Regions from separate parts of the Homo sapiens genome. Here region 2 is linked to region 1. A link is a contact called in ENCODE Hi-C or POLR2A ChIA-PET data. All regions are on one chromosome and are shown on one strand. Each heading gives the region's core, a stretch centred on a gene start or an enhancer-like site at or near the end of the contact. The rest is flanking DNA. Distances are from core to core; before and after follow the strand shown. Region 1 holds the start of MCUR1 (mitochondrial calcium uniporter regulator 1). Region 2 holds the start of ATXN1 (ataxin 1).

Evidence for each region. A loop is a pair of places that touch in the nucleus more often than their neighbours do. ChIA-PET counts read pairs that join two places held with the same protein, here RNA polymerase II (POLR2A). Pooled maps may share reads with other maps.
Region 2: a map of naive thymus-derived CD4-positive, alpha-beta T cell shows a loop between it and region 1 (10-fold over the local background). The contact joins the promoter of ATXN1 here to the promoter of MCUR1 in region 1. A Hi-C loop is called at or near these places in 1 of 168 maps with a recorded cell type or tissue (naive thymus-derived CD4-positive, alpha-beta T cell) and 8 of 50 pooled maps. POLR2A ChIA-PET finds 5 or more read pairs at or near these places in 1 of 52 experiments (WTC11).

The regions. Positions count from the first base shown.
Region 1 is chr6:13,812,324-13,816,303 of GRCh38, forward strand. It overlaps MCUR1 (mitochondrial calcium uniporter regulator 1), which reads right to left and starts at 2,234. Exons shown (of 9, transcript NM_001031713.4): 1 at 1,692-2,234. The coding sequence starts at 2,106. It overlaps LOC107986571 (a long non-coding RNA gene), which reads left to right and starts at 1,487. Exons shown (of 2, transcript XR_001743986.3): 1 at 1,487-1,766. RefSeq lists silencers at 1,422-2,091, 2,172-2,441 and an enhancer at 2,602-2,701.
Region 2 is chr6:16,758,988-16,762,709 of GRCh38, forward strand. ATXN1 (ataxin 1) reads right to left here and starts at 2,473. Exons shown (of 8, transcript NM_001128164.2): 1 at 2,311-2,473. It overlaps ATXN1-AS1 (ATXN1 antisense RNA 1), which reads left to right and starts at 2,151. Exons shown (of 3, transcript NR_136240.1): 1 at 2,151-2,179; 2 at 3,132-3,292; 3 at 3,365-3,722. RefSeq lists silencers at 881-1,240, 1,251-1,730, 1,801-1,930, 2,407-2,566, 2,574-2,789 and 1 more and an enhancer at 2,927-3,722.

The DNA of each region.
Region 1 (3,980 bases), core at 984-3,483:
GCTTCCTTAACTGTGTCTCTGCTCTCTTCTGTTTTTATGCATCCATACTCATTTTTTATGATGACTGAAGAATGAGATAGCTGACACTAAAACAACAGTACCACCTTACCGATTGGTCAGCAAATCCGTGAGAAAGAACACTCTCTTTTTGCCCTATACTCTTGCATTGAGAGAAAAACAAATTGGAAATTACTAGCTTGTCAGAAAAAGCGCAACAAAAGGCAAAATACAGAATAAAGACCAAACTCATCTCCGACTCCTAATTACTGAAGGACAGTGACACCGAGTTCACTACTCATTCCCCACTCTCTGTATATAAAGTTTCCTTCACTTTATTGCTCTACTAATCAGTTTTTACCCCAGCCAATGATATTCTTAAATTATAGATATGGTCAACATTTAGTGGGCCTATCTGTTGAAGAAAATATGAAAAATGTGTAGTTAGTGATGGCTACTAATGAATATGTATAGACTGCCCAAAGTGATAATTTTGCCAAGTCTGTTGATTATCAGAAATGATTTTTTTCTTTAATCAACAATATGCTATCTAATAAATTGATTCTATTTACTTTCCTCATCTCCAGGGCAGTGATCTCTCTCACCTCCTTTAAATAGTCATGAGCCCCACAACTACCTTTCAGCCCAGGACAGAGGGGCACACACGACAGTGGTCTATGAGACTATAATACATATTTTTACTCTACCTTTTCTACATTTAGATGCGCAAATACCATTGTGTTCAGATTGCCTCTAGTATTCAGTACGGTAACATGCTGTTCAGGTTTGTAGCCTAGGAGCACTAGCCTCTACCTGATAGTCTAGGTGTGTAGTAGGCTGTAGCATCCAGGTTTGTGTAAGCACACTCTACAATATTCACACAAGGAAGAAGTCGCCTAATGACTCATTTCTCAGTAGGCGACTGTCCTGAAGAGATGCATGACTCTAATTAAATGCTACCTTCTCAATGAAATCGATTCTGATCACCCTATTTAAATTCACAACTGGAGACCCATTCCACTTCCCAAGCCTTATCCTATTTTTCTATACCAGGCATCGAATTACGAATATATAAAAATTATTTGTATATATAAATTATATATACATCAATTATGCATACGTATATCCACACACACATATTTACTGCGTCTGCTCTGCTAGAATTAAGCTCCAGAGGGAAGATTTTGTGGACTGATATATCTCACACATCTAGAAAAGCGCCAGGGACAGGGCAGACGCTAGGACTCCACGAATTAATGATTCCATCAGAATTTGAAATCAAACTGTAAAGCAATCCCTTCATTTCCCAGAGCTTTGCTGCTCAAACATACACACCCCTTCCCCTTGAACGCCCAACAGGCTGGGCGCTGCCAAACAGAACTCCTGGAAGGCGGCGCCCAAAAGCAGACCCTAGGAGTGGGCGGGCACCAACTCCCCGCCCCAGCACGCACCTCCCTCCAACTTTAGCGCCCGGGATTCCCAGGAATTCGTCTCTTCTGGGCTAAGCCCCGCCACCGCGGCCGAGCAGGGCGGGCCCGGACCTTCGACCCACGCTCCGGGCAGATGCCGGTGGCCTTGGAGGACCCGCCCTCCGGCCTGCCGGGCCTTTCCTCGGGGAGGCTGTAGCTGAGATCCCCGCCCCGCCGTCCAACCCCGCGAGACGAGCCCCCTCTCCTCTCCCGCCCGGGCCTCACCTCTCCTGCAGGAAACGAGTGCAGGCGCCGGGCCGTGGTACTGGGGAAGGGCGCCGGCGGCAGCGGCGACGCCCGGTGAGCACCTCCACGCGCTGCTGCGCCCGGCCGGGGGTGCGGCATACCCGAGGCGCGAGCGCTCCCAGTCCCCGAGCTGCCGGCGCGGGGCTGCGGCGGCCAAGCGCGGGGAGGGCACTAGCAGGAGGAGGAGCAGCGGTGAGGCACGTGACACGCCGCCGCGGGCCGCCGGGGCGCGAGGGCGCAGCGCCCCCAGACCGTCGGAGAGCGCAGAGAGGCAGCGGCGTGCTGAGGTTTCGCTGCCGCCCGGTCTTCCGCTGAGGCCCACGGGCAAGAAGAGAAGCCGCTGGCGGCCGGGCAGGCGCTGGGTCCTCTGGCCGCCGACCGAGCCGCAGTCCATCCCCGAGCAGTTCACTGGCCCGGGCGCGCGCTCATGCCTCTCGCTTTTGGCGCCGGCCACGCGCGGTCCAGGCCCAGAGTCCGACAGCGGGAGCGAGCGTGGGCCACAGCGCAGGACCGCCCTTTCCTGCCGGGCGCGCGGGCGGGGCTCGGGACGCGCGCCGGGGGTGGGGTGGGGCGGGGCGGCAGGAGCCCGCCGTGGCGCTCCGAGATGCGGGGACCGTGCGAGCCCCCACCCCATTCGCTAGGCGACGGCGGCGACCGGGAGGAGCCTGCGGGCACTCCGGAACTGGAAGGAGCTTGTTGCTGTCACGATTTGCATTTTCACTGCACTGCTGTCCTTAAAAAGGAATTACCCCGGTGCCCTTCAGAGTCCTGTGAAAAGTCTCAGACCGACAGGCTGCCCTAGATTTCACTGATTATCCTAAGTCCCCAAACATGTGGTTCTGGGGAGCATTTTAAGGAATTATTAGCAGGGCCCAGGGAAAGGCCCTCACATAATACATTCAAAACTAAATTTTCAGAGTTTTTGTTTCCAGATTAGAGCACCAAAAACATGGGAAGGTAGCAATCTGGGAACTTAAAACGTGGGGCATGAATGTTAAAATGAGACCTGTCGGGTATATTTGAAACTGGTAATGTTTAGTTTCGTGGACTTTTTGAAGGCCTGTTACACCATTCACAGATAACTGGTCCCTTATGTGAATTTGGAAGATGTTAGTTGAATAAATAAATGAAATGCATAAGGCACCAAGCTAGGAGATTTTATTAAAAATAAAAAACCGCAAAACAAATTGTTCTTATCCTCCAGAAGCTGTTTTCCTATACAGCCATATGTGTACACATACGTGATGGAAGAATGTGTTATGAGCCATGAGAGATGTACAAAGTGCTGGGAAGAGAGGAGCGTGCATATGGATGTGCAAGATAAGTGTCTATCAAAATTTGAAGAACTGAAAAACAGGATTCAAGTCATAGGTTGGTGCAAAAGTAGTTGCGGCTTTTGCCATTGCAAGTAATGGCAAAAACCGCAATTACTTTTGCACCAACCTAAGACACTTTTGTAAAAGGAGTATACATTTATAAAATTGGTAGAAAAAGCAGTTTAGCAATGAGTATCAACAAAAATTTGTAAACTTTTCTCAAGTCACCTAACTAAAAATGGGGATAATGGGAATAATCCAAAATATTAAATATCTACTAGGTTTGACTATACAAACTTGTCATTTTTATGGGTCAAAATGCTTAATATTGGTAATTTCACATATGCACAAAAGATAGTCATTGTATCATAATTTGTGATTGTGAAAAAATGGGAAAATAGTGCACAACATTAGAGGAACGATTAAACTGTGGCACAAACTTTAATGTTAGTCCTTTGTAATTTTTAAAAATTGAGGTATAATTTGCATACAGTAAATTCCACAGACTTAGGTGACATTTAGCAGTTGATAAATGTCATTTAGCAACTTGATGACATTTAGCAGTTGTATATACCACCCAGTCAAGATCTAGAACATTTTCATTGCTCCAGAAAGTTATTTTGTGCCAGTTTTCCAGACAATCCACCACCACCCCAAGGCAACTATTTTCTCTTTTTTTTTTTGAGACGGAGTCTTGCTCTGTCACCCAGGCTGGAGTGCAGTGGTGCAGTCTCAGCTCACTGTGTCCTCTGCCTCCCGGGTTCAAGCAATTCTCCTGCCTCAGCCTCCTGAGTAGCTGGGATTACAGGTGTCTGCCACCACGCCTGGCTAATTTTTGTATTTTTAGTAGAGACGGGGTTTCACCATATTGGCCAAGCTGGTCTCGAACTCCTCACCTTGTGATCTGCCCGCCTCGGCCTCCCAACGTGCTAGGATTACAGGCGTGAGCCAC
Region 2 (3,722 bases), core at 1,223-3,722, 2.9 Mb after region 1:
AAAAGCTCAAGTATCAAACTACCTTTACCCATCAAATAAACCGAAGGGTGGGCTTAAGGGGGGCTTCTAGGAACTGCAGCCTCCTAAAAAACCCAAACAGAAATGTCTCAGCTAACACTGTTGAAAAAGTAACTAGCTGTGCCTAAAAATAACCAAGTAACTACCCACTGCTGTGTGCAATATATAACAATGATGTTTAAATATTAAAAACAGCCTGCATTATAAAACACAAATGTCATTGAGATGTGACTACTAGATTGCCAAAGGAGAACTTATTTGCATACACACATTCCCGTGCATGCACGACAGGATGTGCAGGGAGAAAGCCACTGTAAGGCATTAGTTTTTATTCTGTGGGTGTAATAGGGTCTTCTAATTTTGCTAATTGTATCCTGTGGATCTCGCAGGGAAGCTAAGAATCTCTTCGGGGACAGAACCAGTTTGGAGGAGTCCCTACTGCACAGCATACGGTAAACAAAATAAAAATAGCTTGCCTTTCTTGTTAGCCACATCGCGCATTATATAACCAGCTTCTTCCGACTGTTTTTTTTTTTTTTTTTTTTTTTTTTTTGCCCTTACTACTCTTCAGCAATTTCCCTCTTCTCAAATATTTATATTACCCTTTTATCTGTAGGATTATATACCAAGAAAGCAAAACAAAACAGAGCAGCCACGGGCTCGAACCGAATCCCCGCCGTCCTTAGAAACGGATTTTTTTTTGTTTTGTTTTGTTTTCTGGCAGAGTCTCGATCACCACCCTACTTCCACCCCCACTAAGGTTCTTGCTCAATCTCCCTAGAAAACCTGAATTGTTTCATCCCTTTCAGTCAGCCCCCTACGTGGTCTGAAACAAAATGAAAGCACAAGCCACGGAGTTTAAGAAGGCAGCCTGAAGGCGGGGGGCTGAAGAGGGGTCGGGGCGCTGCAGAGTCAGCCAAGTAGCCAAGGAAGGGCCCCCTCCGCGTCGCGACGGCCCTCGCCCCCCGCCCGGCGCGCGCGCGCACAAATACACACACACAGTCACTCACACACTCACTCACACTCACGCCGCGCTCCGACACCGCCTCACCTCTCGCTCCGCCCGTCCGGCCCCCTTCCCTGCCCCCTGCGGGACCGGCCTGCGCGCAGCACTGGAACCACGTAGGAGGAGGCGGCGGCGCCCCCGGGAGTGGCAGAGTCTCCGGCCCGGCCCAGAGTGAACGAGCAGTGGGGCTCCAGGGCGCATCCCAATCCCCGCAGCGCCTCCTCCGCGGCGGCCGCCGCCTCCTCCTCCTTCCCCTCCTCCTGGCTTCATTCACCCTCCCAGCAGCCGCGCAGCCGTTCACTCCCGGCTCAGGGCAGCGCCTGCCGCGGCTCCTCGTCTCCTGCCGCGGGTGCTGGCGGGGGCGCCGGCCCGGACTGGGGCGCTCGCGGGCTCCCGGCTCCGGGCGGCGGCTGCCGCTGCACATGATCAGGAAGCGGCCGCACCAACAGGGCGGCGGTGGCGGCGGCGGCCAGGGCCGTCACCGCCACTCCAGCCGCGCTCCAGGCACCCGCACACCCGCTACCCCCGCGCGGTCCCCGAGGCCACCCCTCTGCGCCCCCCGCCCGGCACCCGGCCGCGCGCAAAGTCCCGTCCCGGCTGCAGGAGCAGTCCCTTCCCCGCCCGCAGCCGCACACCCGGCGAGGCCGGCCCTCCGAGGGGAGACCCCCGCCCCAGGGCGCCGAGGCCGGGCGACCACCCGCGGAGAAGTCCAGCCCTCCGTGAGACCCCCTCTCTCTCACCGCCCTCTCCGGGGAGGAGGAATGGGAAGAGGGCGGCCGGGAAAGGGACCACCCCCCAACCCCAGCCGCCGCCTCCCCCCTGCGCCACCCGGAGGGAGGAGGACATGGCTCTCCGCACTTGCGACCGGACCAGCAGCCGGGGGAGCGGGGCGCCGCCGCCGCTCTCCCCGCCCGCGCCCCCCGCCCGGGCGCGCCCCCTAGCCCGGCGGGCGCCCACCCAGCCCCTGACAGCCCCCCCGCCGGCCGCCCCTGCGCCCAGAGTGGGGGTGTCGGCCCGGGAGCCTGGAGCCGGGGACGGTTGTATGTACACACATACACACACACACACACACACACGCACACACACAGAACACGACGCGTCGATTTCCTTCGCTCCTCTTCCAGCTGTTTTCCGTGCAGCCGATTGGGGTTTTGGGTTTGTTTGCTGGTTGTTGCTTTTGCCCCTCTCGGGAGATCGGGGGAGGAGGGATTTTAATCTAAATAAGGGGAGAAGGGAATGGGGGAGGGGGGAAAGAATCGGAGGAGGAAAAAAAAATAGTCACTTACTGTAAAGTGTAAATGGATCTGGGGTTGCGTGGGGAAGGGGGGGCAGAGGGAGAGAAACAATGTCTTGCGGCTGCTGTTGCTCTGGCTGCTGCTCCACGGGGCTTGTTTTGGATCCCCCTGCAGTGAAACAGGTCCTGTACGGCTCCGCCACTGTAGTAGAAATGATGTCTGCGGTATACTCTGCTCTCTCCTCCTCCTCCTCCTCCTCCTCCTCCCCCTCCTCCCGCTCCCCTCCCCTCCCTCCTCCCTCCGCCCGCCCGCCCTCCCTCCCTCCCTCGCGCTCTCTCGCGCTCGCTCGCTCGCTCGCTCCAGTATGTAAATGTGTAATAGAAGCCAAATATGGAGCAGTTGGCTGCCGCCGCCGCAGCTCAAGGATCCGACTTCATGGGGGTGGGGGGCACCCTCTGGCGGGCGGCCCGGCGAGCCGCACAGAGCACGGCGAGCGCACCGCGCGGCGGCCGGCCCGCGCCCTTAACCCTTCGCTGCGCGCCGCCCGGGGAGGCGGGCACCTTTCCCAAAGAGTGGCTCGGGATGGGGTGCGGGGGAGGGGAGACGCGGACCGGAGGGCAAGGTTCCTTCCAGGTTTGGGAAGGGGGCGGGGAGCTGGGCGATGAGGTAATTTGAGCGGTGACGGGTCGGTCCTCGCGCGCCTCCCTGGGTCCCTGCACCTAGTTGGAGGGGACTGAACGACAACGGGGCGCTACTCAGGCAACCTGGGGGACTCCCCCAAGGGCTGTCAGGCTTCAGCTGGGAGCCGATGCAACACCCCAGCGGGGAGGGGAGGTCGGCCCATTCTAATCCCGACGTGTCCTTGGTCCCAGGCGCTCGGAGCAGCATCTGAGAGGGCTCACTCTGATCATCAGCTGCACGTTAAGCCACAAACCGGCGTCGCTTCGGCGTTCCGGAACCCAGGCCTGGGGGCCGCGGGGATTGCCTCTGCGTGCAACTCCGGAAAGTTTCAAGGGGTCCCCCGACTGCACAGGTACCCTCACCTTTCCTGCCGGCGAACGCTGGCGACCGCCCGACCCTGCCCTCTTTCTCTCTTCGCACGCAGGTCCGGAAATCGGCTTTGATATGGAACTACTCCGCTCTAGCCTGGAAAGGAGACCCGCGCACTCCTCTCGCAGCTAATTTCGGATCATTAATTTAATCGGAAATGAGGTAACCAGTGTAGGAGACAGAGAAAGCAACCGGAGCATCAAATGGCAGTTCTCGAGAATCGACGAGGAACTTAAATCTGGACTCAGGGTTTCAGTGCGGTCTCCGACTCCCACCACCCCGCCCCTCCGCCTGTCTCGCCGCCAGGTGTGACCTCCACGCGAAGGAATCTTCTTCGGATGGGTGCACCTTGCCAACAGGTGTGGCACCTGGAGGACTAGGAGGCGCCTCCAGACTAAGGGCGCTCAGTGCGG